2 separate regions of the Homo sapiens genome follow, and region 1 is linked to region 2. The links are chromatin loops, found by intact Hi-C in ENCODE. Cell type or tissue: OCI-LY7. All regions are shown on one strand. Links, peaks and the distances in the headings refer to the core of each region. The heading gives the core; the rest is flanking DNA.

The links. Peaks named below come from ENCODE experiments on the same cell type or tissue, not always from the same donor. Only the 100,000 strongest peaks of a DNase experiment are listed, where the experiment ranks them.
Region 1: it touches region 2 in a loop (2.0-fold over the local background); 1 of 110 quality-filtered maps calls a loop at or near these places.

What each region holds. Positions count from the first base shown.
Region 1 is chr4:180,828,179-180,836,527 of GRCh38, forward strand. No RefSeq gene overlaps it. Among named protein-coding and RNA genes, the nearest start is that of LINC00290, 330 kb to the right of the region's middle. RefSeq lists an enhancer at 1-170. In OCI-LY7, for the core only: CTCF peaks have their summits at 439, 643, 4,126 (motif pointing left) and 4,326; DNase peaks (open chromatin) are centred at 463 and 4,113.
Region 2 is chr4:180,731,936-180,740,284 of GRCh38, forward strand. It overlaps LOC124900820 (a long non-coding RNA gene), which reads right to left. Exons shown (of 2, transcript XR_007058398.1): 2 at 1,156-1,227. Among named protein-coding and RNA genes, the nearest start is that of LINC00290, 420 kb to the right of the region's middle. In OCI-LY7, for the core only: no CTCF peak of the experiment used is centred there; DNase peaks (open chromatin) are centred at 2,726, 3,006 and 3,306; H3K4me3 peaks cover 2,589 bases; H3K27ac peaks cover 6,015 bases.

The DNA.
Region 1 (8,349 bases), core at 301-8,300, 96 kb after region 2:
CTTATGCAGTGTGTGAAAAAATGTATTTCACCTCCAGAATATCCCATATACAATCTTAATTTTAATAGAAAGAATATGCTCTGCTATGTGACGCTTAAGATACTGGGACACACAGTAATATACAACTGATATATGCTGATGTGGCAGGTGTGTTAAGTAATTCAGATATTTTTACAGCAAAATTAAAGCAAATTAATGAAGATTAGTATCTGAGGTTTGCCAATCCTCTTGTATAAATAAAATAAACATGAGGAATATTTACCTTAAATGGAACCTTGAATTTATCACTTGTATCACTTGCAGAAATGAGAATTTGTTAAAATAAATACAGGGCCTATGTCAATGGTAAAAAAAATTAAAATTTTACATTTCTACTTGTAAGAGCATAATTCCTTTCAAGAATAAATAAGTAGCACATTGTATCTGGACAACTAGGTGGCGCTGGTGTATTATCCTTTCAATCCCAGAAAAGCAAATTCAAATATCATCTTATATATTCCAGCTCAGTGGTCAGACATGCATGTGATCCTCAGCTGCACGTTTCAGTGGTAATTTAGAAGAGACTCATGAGTGAATATTGGAAGTGCTGTCACTCTGCAGGGAACACTAACTACTCTCTAGCTTCCCATTGGCATGTTGCAGATACAGACCTTGAATTCAGAATCTTACTTTTAAAATTTCTAGAAAATCTGGTATTCTTCTGAAGGTAGGAAGCATTTTGAATTAAAAATGTCTTTGGAAATGTGGATCCTTACAGATACCAGAATATTTAAGAGAGATTATTCAAAGCAATTTTGTTACCATCAGAGGTTTTAAAAATGAAATTTCACAGGACACAGCCAAAGGGACGCTTGTAAGTAATTAGATCCTACATAAAGACAGTATTTAAATTTCAAATGTAGACTTGCGAAATTACATAATAACATCAGGTACTTGTGTCATTCTAATGGTTTTAGGCGCTGTTTAAGTACTTTGCATATATTAACTCAATTATTCCCACAACAGCCTTTGAAGTATTGGATGAAGTTACTGGGAAACGGAGAGAAGCGGTAACTTGCCCAGTGCCAAGCAGCTACAAGTTCTGGGACAGAGCTTCAAATACAAGAGAATTTTCTGTCTTGGTCACTATTCTTTCCACATTGCCTCTTAAACAGCCTGCATAAACACTTCTTTAAACAATTTTAGTGTGACACAGATGCTTACAGTGCAAAATTAAAATAAACTTAACAGATAAATTAGAATTGGACATTTGTCTGATAGCAACATGATAGCTATAAGATCAATAACTTTCCGTCACAGAAATAATATAGAATTTAAACTTTACTTGCATATAATCTAGATAGAAAAATTTGCATATAAGAAAAAGAGTGTGAGACACATCAGGAAATGTATCAAGATACTGTTGAACTGGCTCATTTAAAACCTGAATACCCAGGGGACATCACCAATATTGTCCTCAGATAATGATGTAGAAATGCATTTCCTTGAATATATGCTTATCTTTATTTTCATCAGTAGGATCCATGAGAAATAATGAAAAGGAATCTTTTGTTAAAAGATAAGTACAGGTGTCTTCGAAGTAGTTCAACATGCCATGGGCAAACCTTTACTGAGTACTTAAATAAAGCAGAGATTATGCCATGGAAAGCATGAGAACTGAAAAGAATATGGCTGTCTTAGTTTTCTACTGCTGCGTAACATATTACCATATTTAGCAGCTTAGAACTGCACCCATTTATTAGCTCACAATTCTACAGATGAGAAGTCCAGAAGTCCTGGACCCTCTGCTTTAGGGTCTCACATAGCCACACTCAGGGGTTGGGCTAGCCTGAGTTCTTACCTGGGAATCTGGAGAAGAGTCAGTCAATTCAGTTGCCGGCAGAATTCAGTCATGTGCAGCTGTAGGATTGAGGTCCCTGTTTCTTTGCTGGCTATTGACCAGGAGCTGTTGTCAGCTTCTGGAGGCCACCTATATTCCCAGGCTTGTGGGCCTTCCATTTTCAAAGCCAGCAATGCCACGTCAAATCCTTCCTATGCTTTGAATCTTCCTGACTTCCCATCATGCCGCTGTCATCACCTTTTAAAGGATGTGTGTGCTTAAGTGAGGCACATGCCAGTTAATCATGGTATTTTAAGGCAACCTGATTTGGGACTTTAATTACAACAACAGAACCTCTGCAGTGCGTAGATGACTGTTTGAGTTACCAGAAGATAGGAATATTAGGGAGTCATCTTTGGAATTCTGACCCACATCATCAATGGCTACACCATCAAGAGGCACATTTTGTTCATCTTATGATTCCTTGTCAGTGGACACACTTTTCCTAATGTCAAGGTGACTATTGACGTGGATAATGAACTTGGAGATTAAGCCAGAATATAGTAATAACCACCATGAATTAAGTACATGGAATATGCTTGGTGTCTCAAACACACTTTCTCCTTTGATCCTCACACAACACTTCAAGTATAAAGCTGAGCTTCATAGACTTTCTGCAACTTGCTAACATCAGACAGCCAGTAAATGAGGGAGCCAAACTTCAAGAAAAGAACTGTATGAACACAGTGTCTGTGCTTTTTGCAGCACAGCATGAAGGAAAAAGGATCTGAGAGTCTTGTCCTTGAGAAGAAAGTTACACTTCAAGCAGAAAGATTAAATAAAATTTGTTATGCAACATCAATATGATTAATGATTCATTACAGATAGTATAAAATGTTTTATATGTATGTACCTGTTATTCCATGTTCATTTTTATCACACTAATTAAGAAAGTTTTATATATAATGTGTATATGTGTATGTTTTATATATAAAGTATATAATGGAAATTAAGATTAATTCAAAGATGCTAGAAGCAGCTATAGAATAATTATTGAGATGGGATTTTATCAGGAATGGGGAAGCCTGAAGGGAATCTAAAACATTTGCTTGCAGATATGGTGACCTTAAATTTGTTTGTTCTACCTTCAAACACCAGTTTGAAGGGCACCGTTTTAAATTGGGGTGTCATACTTAGAGCCCATTTTTAAAGAAAGCAGCACCTCAGAGGGTTAATTTCTAATAAACATTTGAAACAGCTCCTCTCATACTGATGGATAAAACTCTGTCCTGTCAAATGTATGAACTACAGAACCATGAATCTCCTATCAAAAGAAGTTTTTAGACTTGTGCTAATGGATTTAATCTTACCACTCATGATGTGGTTCTCAAAAGTGATGATGGTGAGAAGATCCTAAAAGGGGTGGAACTTAGGAAATCCAGTTGGGAATTTAAGTTCTAGGATAAAATAAGAATGTTCATTGTCTTAGTTTATTTGTGCTGCTGTAACAAACTACCTTAGACTGGGTAATGTATAAAGAACAGAAATGTATTTCTCACGATTCTGGAGGCTGGGAAGTTGAAGACCAAGGTACCAGCAGATTTGGTGTGTGGTGAAGCCTTGCTCTCTGCTTCACAGGTGGCCCCTCCTACTGAGTCCTCACTTGGTGGAGGGGGTGAATGCTGTGTCCTCACATGGGGGAAGGACGGAAGGGCAAAAGGGACAAAATTGCTTCATCAAGCCCTTTTATAAGGACATTAATCCCTCATGGAGATATAAGAGCCCTCATGCCTACTAATCGTCTCTCTAAGGCCTTACTTAACACCGTCACCTTGGGGGTTATGTTCCAACATATGAATTTTGGAGGAACACATGCATCCAAACTATGGCACTGGTCATGACGACCGCCACTGCTAATAGTATCATGTATTAAATATTCATGTCGGCTAGTCAACTGAGTTAAGAGAATATTTCTAGACCACTATGTAAAAAATGATACTGTTCCTATTTTGGAGATGAGGAAATGTGAGATCAAGAAACTGTCACTTTCTCAAGCTCTCATAGCAACTAATTGACAAAGCTGGAATTCGAGCTTAGCAGGGTAATTGTGTTTTTCAAAAGTGTTGTTTTTTCTCCTATGTCATTGGGCCTCTCCGCAATTTAGCTTTGTCCAGAAATATCTGACATCCTGAAAGTGCTCTTGGTTTATGTGTGACTCACGTAGGACATACACAATGTCTTGCCTTTTTTTTTCCTACTGCCATTACTTTTAAATGAGCCCAGCCAAATGCCCTGTATGGCCACCTAGTGGGCCATGTGTCAGTGACATCTGAGAGCAGGGTTAATACTTGATGGTGGAAAATAACTTTTGTGCATGTGGAATTAAGTAATCAAACTGGTGATCCTGTCCTTATGAATACAGTACTCCTCCCTATATGATTAAATAGTCCAAAGTGATTGAAAACTATTTGTCATACTTTAGTAGTAGACAAAGAGTGGTAGAATGATTTTTTTTGTTCTTAATGATTCCAAAACCACATATGAGATATGAAGAAAACAGATGCAGAAAATTCTGAGTAAGGTAAGGAGTAAGATTCTTAGACGTGAGAAACTGGCAACCTAGATCTCCCAGGTGAGTAAGACAAACAAATATCAGTGTAGGACAAGCTAAGTAAAAGAAATATATCTATGGGTTAGAAACAATCTAAGCAAATTAACTATAAATTATTGCAGAGGAACTAATTGTTATGTGGCTTAATAAACTTAGGATATAATAGTCTCAGTTGGTAAAGAAATCTTTATATACTTATTTTCTAAGTTTTCTTGCCACCAGCCATAAGAAGTAATAAAGAAAGTAACTAAATGTGGTGTAAAATCCTTAAAGCGTTAAGGAGGAGAACATTAAAAAGAAGCTACAGTGAAGTGCTGATTAACAAAGCAATCCTCTTTGGTGCTTGTTTTCCACCATCATCTACATACCATGACCTCTGGGAACGTTTTGATAATTCAGTAAGCTCTTTGAAGATGAATTTTGGTAAGTGAAGTAACTTCAAGAGGAGTATCTTGAGGAGATCTGGAGGCTCAGGGGAAAGTAGGTCTCTGTTAGGTTGTTTGCTTCCGGTAGCAGGGGAGTAAGAGGTATCATTCATTTGACAGGGCAGTAGGAGAGGGTGTCTAGGAAGTAGTGAGAGAGACCATCACTATTGCAAGTATCATTGTCCTCTGTGCTTTGTCCATCCTGTAAAAAATTTTACTGTTTAATGGATTTTTTTAATATATTCAGTAATTTAAATATTGCATATTTTAAAGTCAGTAGACTTCACTTTGTTAGGTTTACAGAAAAATTGAACAGAATATAGATAATTCTCTCTCTCTCTTCCCCATCAGTTTCCTCTGTTATTAATATCGCACATTGGCGTGGTACATTCTTCTACAACTGATGCACCAATGTAATAAATTATTACCAATGGAAATTTATAGTGTACATTAGGCTTCACCCTTTGTGTTGTGTAGTTCCATGGGTTTTGCCAAATGCGTAATGTCATACAACTGCTGTTACCGTATCACACAGAATAGTTTCAATCCCCTAAAAATGTCCTCTACTCCACCTATTCATCCTCTCCTCATATTCCCCTCAATCCTGGCAACCACTGATCTTTTTACCCTTTATAGTCTTGTGTTTTCCAGAGTGTCACAGAGTTGGAACCATAGAGTGTAGTATTTTCAGAGTGACTTCTTTCACATTAGCAATATGCGGTGATGGTTCCTCCATGATTTTTTATGGCTCGATGGGTCATTTCTTTTGACCGCTGAATAATATGTCTGAATTATTGTCTAGATGTGCCATGATTTATTTATTCATTCACCTATTGACAGACATCCTGGTTTCTTCCCATTTGGGGCAACTATGCATAATTCCACTATAAACATGTATATGCAGGTTTTTGTGTAGATTATAAGTGTTCAGCTCAGTGAAGTAAATACCTAGGAGCAAAGCTTGCTGGATCATGGGATAAGATTATGTTTAGCTTTGTAGACTAAAGCTTTCTTCCAAAGTGGCTGTATCATTTTGCATTGCCATTAGCGATGAATGAGAATTCCTGTTGCTCCATCATGGATCATTTTAAACAATGACAAATGAGAGCTGATTTTGCATACTGGAAGCTTTAATCTGCTTATAGGCATGGGCAGAGAAGAAATATCTTCAGTAATAGTCATAATTTTATACTGTGGTAGCACTATGTCATGTCTAAAAATTATAACAATAACAGATTATTTACTTTTCTTTGACCAGAGGCCTTATTTTAGAATAAGCTAATGAATAAGAATAATATTATTAAAATATTTAATGATTACACACATTTAAAAAGCTGAAATACATTAGTTTATATAAAACATCTCATTTCACAACTATACAAGGCATTTTAGGTAATGTTCTACAAATATGAGTACTACATAGACTCTCAATTTGAGTGGCATATCCTGGTGACAAAGAAGATGGACTTTGGAAATGTACAATATGGACAAATTACATAGCTTGAACTTCAATTATATTATCTGTAAACTGATTATAATAGTACACTCTGATTAAGCATGGACAAAGCCCAGAAATCGGGAATGCATAGGGTATATTTGGTGGAGGATGAGAAGTCTGTTTTGTATTATTCTTATAGGACAATACTGTTGAGGGTCCTTAATGTCACTCTAAAGAGTTTGGACTTTATTTGGTGTATGGAAATCCACTGAAGAGTTTTTTAAAGGTTGCTCACAGAAGGTGGCCTATTCAGACTTTTACTTTAAGATTATTTGAGAATAGAGTTAAAAATTTTTGAAAGAATTAATGTATCTTGACAACTCTTCAGAGCTGCACCATTGCCATTCTGTTACTCTTTTCTGTGAATTAGAAAGAGAGCTCCTTTCCTCAAGATCTTATCATTTTCTGGATAATTTTCTAGTCTATCCAAGATCTTACCATCGTGTCGTTTGATAACTGTGCTGTGGCTGACACCCCTCAGCGTTGCTCAGTGAACAACAGTGCAATTGTATGCAGGAGTCTTCTTAACATCCTGTTATTTCCTCCATAGTTCAATGAAACAGGCCTAGCAAGGTTCTTCTTTTAGTTTCTTTTTTGAGCTATTTATTTTTTACTCCTTTTGTTTTAAATATACCTAATACAGCCATACCCAAAATCTTTACCTCTGCTTCTAATATTTTCCCCTTTTTGGAGCTTAATTCAGCATACTGGACTTCCCTATTTTGATATTCTGATGCTTTTCAAAACTAACTTATCCAGCATTGAACTCATTATCTTCCAACCTCCAAGCAGCTCTTCCTGATTACTCTCTCTCTCTGTTAACAGCAACACCTTTGTTTTAGCCACTCAGCCTGCAGGCCAAAGAGTTATGTTTGATTCCTCTTTTCTTCCTGTTCCCAGTATCACTGTTTATGTTTGTGCAGGTTGTGCACTGCCAAATCTAAGGAGCACCATTACATCATAAGCATTGTGAACTTATATAACAATTAGGACAATTTTCCATCACATCTTTTTGTGCAGAGCACTGTTTGTCCCTGGCATAAAGGCCTTTCATGGGTTAGTGACAGTCTTGTAAGGAGGTAGTGAGCAAATTCTTAAAAACTGGAAGCAGCAAGTATAAATATAAAGTCATGCCTCAAATATTTGTTGGTTTAGCAGTCACAGCAATAGAGAAGACTGTGACATCTAAGAGTGGTAAGACTCTTTTATGATTGGAGCATCTATTCAGGCAGAGACAAGAAAGTAATTAAACATGTAGAGATCTGAGACGGAGACAAAAAATGATAACAGTGTGATTTGATTGTATAGGCATTGATCATGTTTTATATTAGAGCAGAAAACACTATGATAAGATATATTGAATGCAGTCCTGACTTTCTGCTTAGCCATTTCCTCTAAAATATTCTGACAAATATTCTCAAGGACAAAAGTGTTCTTAGAGCCTGGGGACTATGGGTCATTGAGATAGTCATAATCCCTCCTCCCAGTTTTGCTCCACTGTGAATTTTGTAGAAAGTTTGCCAGAGGACAAATGTGGGAGACGTTATCTTTCCTACTACAGTGTTTCAAATCAAAATTGTAAATGATGGGAGTTGAATGACAGCTATCACCGTATCAGCACACAGGGCGGATGGCACTGAAAAGAACATCACCAGTGCTCCAGAGACGCAAAATGTTTCCCTGCATACATCATTAGTTTTCCTCCATGGTGTTACGGGGGAGTTTTAAGCTGATTTAGTTCTTTGAGTGGTAGGTAGTGGCAGTTGCTGTAGCTTGGCATGAAGTGCAGATTGTTCCACATTGTGGAAACAGACATCATCATTATATTGAGTCTGAAAAGGCCTGTTCATCAGTATGTCAGCCAGTAGGATTATGTGACAAAGGGGTGAGAATATCGCCTGAAGATGACTAGGCCCTCGAAGTCTCAAACAGGTTAAAAATAGTAGTTATGATTTGCATAAACCAACAATCTTTGCTATTCCTCTATGTTTAGGCC
Region 2 (8,349 bases), core at 98-8,097:
ATGTTGCTTTTAACAAACTATGTGATAGTATATGTCACCCAGGATTTGAAAAATGAAGTGACTACATCCTCTCTGGCAGAAGAATATCTTTTAAGCTTAGTAATGTAGAGCATAGTATTGGATATAATATATACTACCTTTCACTTTCCCTTAGACTATCAAATAAACTTACAGCTAGTAGAGAGGACCACATTAGATCATCTACTTTTCAGGTAAGCTGGTGTATTCTAAAGCTTTTTGTATGGTATGCTTATTCTCTTCATAATAAGGCATAACACGTATCTCTTGACATGTTTGCAATCCCAGTGAATAAATGAGCAAATATATTTATGATTCTCATGATGAAAGACATCTGGTGGTATTATCATAGTCTTAATATATATAGGCTACTACTATTAGGGCCTAGAATTCTTCCCATATGGACTGCCAATATGTTCCTAATTGCAAGTAATGGCAATAGTAAAAGTTCTAATTGGTTAAATGCATTCTATATTTTTTTCTGCTATGTATAATCTTTCATAGGATTATCATTTTCTGGAATTCTGTCTTCCTTAACTGTCTATAACCCACTGCTCTTTCTTACTGTCAGTTGACGGAACCTTCTGGTGTGAGACAGGTCATCTTCTTCCTCCCCCCATAGAGAAGATAAGAACTAGGCAGCTTATAAACCGCTATAGAACTCTAGGTCAAGTCTGGCCAGTAGGACCTAAAGATAGAAGATAGACAAGAAGAGCCAGAGAGCAGGGTGGAGAATGAGAGATGGCGCATGGGGAAATTGGTAAGGATGGAAACACACTGTGGAGGTATCCAGGTAAAGAAGGAAGCAGTGAAAGCTAGTATGTTTTGGATTGTTTTTATGTTTCGTGTTACAAACCTGCTTAACATGAACTTGTGGGCAAGAATAGGGGTTCTAACTTCCATTTTGTTAGTCACCCCGATAGTTTTCATGGTCAAGCCCTTGAGGGGCTATTTCCTTGGTCATGGTTGAGGCACAGGAATCCTTGGTGAGGTTGAGAATCTCTGGTCCATTTAACCAGCCACATTGTGGCTCCAGATTCTCTGAATTTCTCTCTGGTCCCCAAAGACAGTACTGCTGGGTGTCTTTGTCCCACAAGAGGGACACCAACCTCTCATCCTCTGTTTCTTTTTCTTTTCTTCCTTTTTCGGCCTACAAGAACTTCCTCTTGTTGCTTTCACAGACCCTTAGAACAACCTTCAGAGAGTAGACTGCAAGAAAACAAAAACAAGTGAGCAAAGAGTCTTTCAGAAAACTTTCACTTTGGGGTTCAATAAACAGACCTCTTCTGAAGAGCGGTGCTTAAAGACAGCTTGTGACAAGTGTGGGTGTGAGAAGACAAAACTCAGTGACAAATAAAACAGTATATGTACTAATAAATTATTCTGAGAGTTCTCAGCACATCCTCCCGCAGATCCTTATAACTTTTTCATGAAATTTCTGCACTAAGCAGAATAATGCAGTCTAGTAACAGAGCTTGACCATCATTACACTTCAGAATGTGTGTACTGTCTAGCGCTTATGGGATCCCACAGCTGTCCCAAGTTGCATCCTTTTGCTATTAAATATCATCCAATTGTGCTTTTAAGCTATGCTAAGCTGCTCCCATAATGGTGTTTTTGTCTTTCCTGGGAGATAAGAAATTGCTGCTAAAACAACCTAGAATTTCCTGGCATTTATTTCTTTACTTGTTTCTTTTCATGATGAGAAAAGCTTCTTCTATGTTATTTTATAAATAATTGTTTTTAAAATTACCAGGGTATAGTGGCTTAAGCCTGTAATCCCAGCACTTTGAGAGCCTGAGGTGGGAGAATGGCTTGAGGCCAGTAGTTTGAGACCAGCCTGGACAGCAGAGTAAGATCCCATCTCTACAGAAATAAAAGGACATAAAGCTAAAAGAAAATTCCGAAATTGCATTATTTTATTTTATTTATTTTGCTGCCCAGGCTGGAGTGCAATGGCAATATCTTGGCTCACTGCAACCTCTGCCTCCCAGGTTCAAGCGATTCTCCTACCTCAGCCTCCTGAGTAGCTTGGATTACAGGCAGCCCCTACCATGCCCAGCTAATTTTTGTATTTTTAGTAGAGACAAGGTTTCACTCTGTTGGTCAGGTTGGTCTTGAACTCCTGGCCTCAGGTGATCTGCCCACCTTGGCCTCCCAAAGTGCTGGGATTACAGGCCTTTGCCACCACACCTGGCCCTGAAATTGCATTAATTTAATCTAAGCATGTGTAGATATGTGATGGCCATATTTTTTATGCTTATATAATCACATGCAATTTTTATATGGATATGGATGAGTGTGGTGTGTGTGTATATATATCTATATATATATAGATATAGATATATACACAATAAGTCCTTTCATAAAGTTACCTGCATTCCTAAAAATAACTATGCTATGCACAATCAAGCAATAAAAACCACAGAGCTCATGAAAAAAAAATGATCATGGGACAAAGCATTCAACATTTTCATCAGTGACATATTTTTTAAAAAGACAGGAACCTAATAAAAACAGTAGCAGAGCTTTACACATAAAAAATGATTGAAAAATCCACAAGTACTGCAATAAAAATGTGGCACTTAACCTTTAAAAAATTACCACATTTTTCAGGTCTTTTGTGTCAGTGGGTGTTGAATGGGCTGCAGCTTCTGAGTTACTGTGAAGTAGTGGAAAGAGGGTTCTCTGAATCTGGAAGTTTGTATCATCAAGTGTGGATGGGTGTAGATCATAGTCCCAGGCACCAAACATAACACTCAAGTGATCTTTTACAGCCTTAAATCCTGGTGTAGATTTTTGTGTCTTTGAAATATAGACCCTCTGAGCACGTGGTTATAATAGATATTTTATTTGATCAACATTGAATATTTGACCCAATGTACAGTCTTCTTCTTTAATTAACTTTGGTATTAGTGTGGACATTTTATTTTAGGCTTTCTCTGCACCTGCAGCTTTGCTCAACAGCTGAAGGCTTTGCAAATTTTAGAGAGGTTTGAAACCACTAAACCAACCACTACAAGCACTAACAGTTCTCACTTTTGCAGGATTCAGCTTTGTCTCTTTAAGATCTTCACAGGTAGATAGTTGCTCACCCTGCTAGGCATTATGAACCAGGATAATGAAATACATTTGAGATATTGAATGAGTTTTTTTTTAAATACATATAGAAAAGTTCTTAAATAAGCAGGAAACAGAAGATAATCTTGTAGGAGAAAACATACAGTGAACTGAGGTGGCCGGTAAGTGTTTGTGGCGTGTGCATGCAGGTGTTATGTGTATTCCTACCGTCTGGTTCAGCTGGGAGCGGTTTTCTGCTTTCACCTGGTGTTTCTAATAAAGAAGTCTCACATAAGCTCACTGAAAATTCGCATTATGCTCCAAATGTTCCCAAATATATCCATCACATAGGGACAAATTTGTGTTTCAGAACAAGTGCTGTAGCTGAAATGTGGTAAATGTGTGTCGTATACAAATACACCATACACATTTTATATAATTTGTGTATGTATGTGTGACAATTTTACTGTTTTGTTATTTCCTTTCCCCTGCAGATAGACAAAAAAAAAAAAAAAAAAACCCAACACCCTGTCGTATTTTTTTTTGGTACTACAAAAATCCTGCAATAAAGCATGTGCACAGAGATTTGCGTTCTTTTATTTATTTATTTAAAAGAGAGCAGTAGAATGACACCTTTTGGCTACAAGAATATCTCTACATCTCTATCTATCTATCATCTACCTCTATCTATCTATCTGTCTGTCTGCCTATCTATCTATCTATCTATCTATCTATCTATCTATCTATCTGTCTATCTAGGACCAGGTATTGCTCTGTTGCCCAGGCTAGAGGGCAGTGGCACGATCACAGTTCACTGCAGCTTTGAGCTTCTGGGCTCAAACCACCATCCTCCCATTTCAACTCCTGAGTAGCAAGGACTGTAGGGGTATCCCACCATGACCAGCTAATTTTGTAATTTTTTGTAGAAACAGAGTCTTGCCTATGTTGCCCAGGCTAGGCTCAAACCCCTGGCCCCAAGCAATCCTCCTGTGTCAGCCTCCCAACATGCTTAGATTACAAGCATGAGCCACTGTGCCTGGCCAAGAACATCTATATTTTTAATGTAAATCAATATTGCCACATCACTTTTCTAAACGGCTAGAACAAATCATTTTTATGCCAACAATATTTAAGAATATTATCTCTTGAATCTTCACCAATAGTAGATGTTATCATTTTAAAATATCCTTTGAAATCTAATAGGTCATTGATATATCATTGTTATGTTAATTTGCACTTACCTGAACAATAGAGAGAATGAAAATATTTTCGGACATCTTAGCCGCCACCTGTATTGGCTTCGTTATGATTTCAGTATTCTATCTTGTGTTCATTTATCTGTTGAGTTGTTTCTTTGTATTATTAATTTATAAGTGTCATTGTATATTATATAATTAATCTTTTGTTAGTCATGTACCTTACAAATAGTTCTCAAGTTTATAACTATAAACTGGTTTTGTTGATTTTTTTACAAATATGTTAATGTTTATGTAGTCAACTATGTATCTTTTCTTATTCTGATTCACTTGCTTTTTTATTTAATTTCTTTTTCATACGTATTCTTCAGGTCAAGTATGTGGCTGTCATAGTCATCACTGCTATCTGCAAATGTTTGCATGTCATTCTATCACCTGGACAGGTAGACGATGTCCTTGATATAGTCTTTTCTTTCAATAGTTTATAGACGTAATTCCCCCATTTTCTAGTGCCCAAAGATGTAGTAAACGTTCATTATTAGATGATTTACTTTTCTTTTGTAAGTTACTTCTTTTTTTCTGACAGAAAGGTTACAATTGTATATGTTTCTATTTTGATCAATTGATTGATTGGTACTTGGAATCTGGTAGGTAACTTTTCTTATCAGCCTTACCTAGAACTAAGTCAGCCCTGTCTGCTTAAGTATTTATTCAGCTCAGGCGCATTAGATACTCATTGTAGCCTCAATTTCATCAATTACTTCTTCTCTTCTTGAAATGTATATTATTTAAATAGTAACCTCCTCAATCTTCCAATTTACTTCCAATCTTGTACTTCCACTGCCCCAGACAATATCTGAAAAGCCCTGAATTCTTTTGTTTGTTTGTTTTGGGAAATGGTCTCACTCTATTGCCCAGGTTGGAGTGCACTGGCGCTATCTTGTCTCACCACAGCCTCGACCTCCTGAGGTGATCAGGTGATCCTCCCACCTCAGCCTCCCAAGTAGTTGGGACTACAGTTGTACGCCAGAACATCCAGCTAATTCTTTGTAATTTTGTTGAGACAGGGTTTTGCCATGATACCTAGGATGGTCTCGAACTCCTGGGCTCAAGTAATTCACTGCCTCTGCCTCCCAAAACGATAGTATTACAAGTGTGAGCCACTGCACCTGACCCTGAATTATTTTAATGCAGGTAGGTATTTGAAAGCCTAGGAATGAGGGCTAGTTATTTCATGGTTTCTGACATGTCATTGCTTCCAGGCCTACTCGGTGAACAAAGCATGAAAATGGTGTGTGTGTGTGTGTGTGTGTGTGTGTGTGTGTGTGCATGTGATGGGTCTAAAAATGTATCTCCCTAGTGACTTCACGAAAGGACTGTGTGAGTTCTCTCAGCTGCTGGGAGTACACTTAGCAGCAAACATGAGCTCCCAGGCCCTACAGGGTCTATATTTTTAATTTAAATCAATAAAATATTCTTAGCTTCACAGACCTGTCTCACCCAAGTCCATATTCTTCATGAACAAACACACATCTAATGACTGCCCATCTCGGGATAAAAAGACCTGATGTTTGAGCCCACTGCAGGGTAGGTCTGAAAGGCCATATGTGCTTCAAAGCACCCCTTAAAGTTGGCCAAGTCTTGAGAATAAATTACTTTTCCCTTTGCCCACCCCCACCCCCGCCTTCTATAGGTGTTCATCCCTTATGAATATCTTGCATATCAAACTCTGGCTTAGTGTCTGCTTCCAGAGAACCTTTATATATTTGCACATATACAAGTATATCTATAATATAGATATCTCAGTATAATATATAATATATTAAAATGTATTCATGTTAGTATATTTAGTAATATATACATTTATAAGATATATTAAATTTATGTAAGATATTATAATGAATATAATATATTATAATATGTATGTTTTATATATATTTATGGAATATATACTTATTTTTATTTTTGTATTTATCTTTCTATGAACTTGAAAACCATGACTTACAAGATATCTACCCTTCCATACTTTTAGCTTCTTTCACAGACATAAAATGCCTGCCTCTATCCTTGGTATAGTCACTTATTTGATCAATATCCTTATATGCAATCAGTCTGCTAGCCTCACAGCCATCCTCCTTCCAGATGTGCAGACATTCACTTGCCCCTACCCATGCTCCAGCTTCAGCCCACCCTATACAGTGACTTGGGCTCCAACAAACTGAAAAAGGGCTGTGCACCATTGAGAATGCTGTGCTCACCACACTGGAGCTCTGACGCTCTGTGCTGTACTGCCCCTCCTATCCCCAAACCCATATGGTCACCAAGTCAAATCCATGGCACTCAGACAGCCTTTGTTGAGGAGCCCTCCCACACAAACACCCACATCATCCTGCCTGGACTTTGCAACCCACTCTGGGCCACAGTAGCTCTTTTCTTCTAATTCTAATGCAGCTTTAGGAAGGGAAGAGGAAGAAGAATAGTATAATTTTTGAGATTCATTCATTTTGTGTTTGTTTGGAGACTGAGGTCAATGTTTAATTTCTTGAAGATGGATATCTAGTTGTTTCTGAATCAACGGATAATGATTTTGAGATTCATTCGTGTTGTTGCATGTATCAATAGTCCATCCCTTTTATTTACTGTGCAGTACCCCATTGTATGGTTACATCATGATTTATTTGTTTTCCTATTGATAGACACTTAGGTTGTTTTCAGTTTTTAGCTATTATGGATAAAGCTACTCTGGACATTCATGGGCACATTTTTTAATGGACATAGGTTTTCATTTCGTTGTATAAATATCTAGGAATAGAATTTCATTGTAAGAAGCTACCAAATCAATTATCAAAATGGTTTTACCATTGTACACTCTATCCACCAATGTACAAGGGTTCCATTTGCTCCATAACCTTTCCACCATTTTGGGTTTTCAATCTCAGCCATCCTAGTGGGAAAGTAGTAACTTGTGCTTTTAATTTACATTTCCCTAGTGACAAATGAGGTAAGACATTTTTCCATTTTATTGTAAAAGTTCTTTAGATTTTCTCTATACAAATCATTTATCAGATAGAGAGAAAGAAAATATTTTATCCTACTTATTAATTATATATTCATGTTCTTAAATAATCTATTGATAAGCATAAGTTTTCATGTTGCTAGAATCTAGTTTATTAATTGCTTTTATTCAATGTTAAGTGCTTTCTGATTTCTGTATAAGAAATATTTGATTACCCCAATATTTTAAAGATACTCTTTTTTCAGGAAGCTTTACAATTTTGGCTCTTGTGTTTATGTCTATAATCTATCTGAATTAATTTTTGTGTTTGTTTGGAGGCCGAGGTCAATGTTTAATTCCTTGAAGATGGATATCTAGTTGTTTCTGAATCAATGGATAAAAATAATTGTATGTCTTCCACTGAGTAACATTGAAAACATTTTTGAAATTCAATTGGGAAATAAATATCTTTATTTGAGAATTTTTTAGATATTTTATTTTTGTTAATTTTTAATTTAATTCCATATGCACAGAAAACATGTGACATCAATACTTTGAAATGTATTAATGACCCAGCATATTTGTGAAGCCCCATTACATAGGAAAATAATGTATTCTATATTTGTTGAGTATAGAGTTCTATAAATACCAACTAGGTTTACTTGGTTGACAGTGTTGTTCATTATTACGAATCTTTTTTTTCTACTTGTTTTATTGGTTGCTGAAAGAATGGTGCTACAATCTCTAACTATATTATGAATGAGTTTATTTTTCCCTTTTTTACTGCCAGTTTTTACTTCATGTATTTTGAAGATCTGTTATCAGGTGCATACACATTTATGATCTTTTTACCACTTTAACTGGCACATTTTATTTCTGGTATTACTTCTTGTTTTGATGTCTATCTTTACTGATATTAAATTGGCCACTCTAGTTTGCATAGAGTGAGCATTGCATGCTATTTGAAAAATCATTTTTTTTATTTTGACTTAGTTTTTACTTGATATTTGAAGTGCATCAGAGGACGAGGTGCAATGGCTCACACCTGTAATCTCAACACTTTTGGTGGCCAGGGTGAGT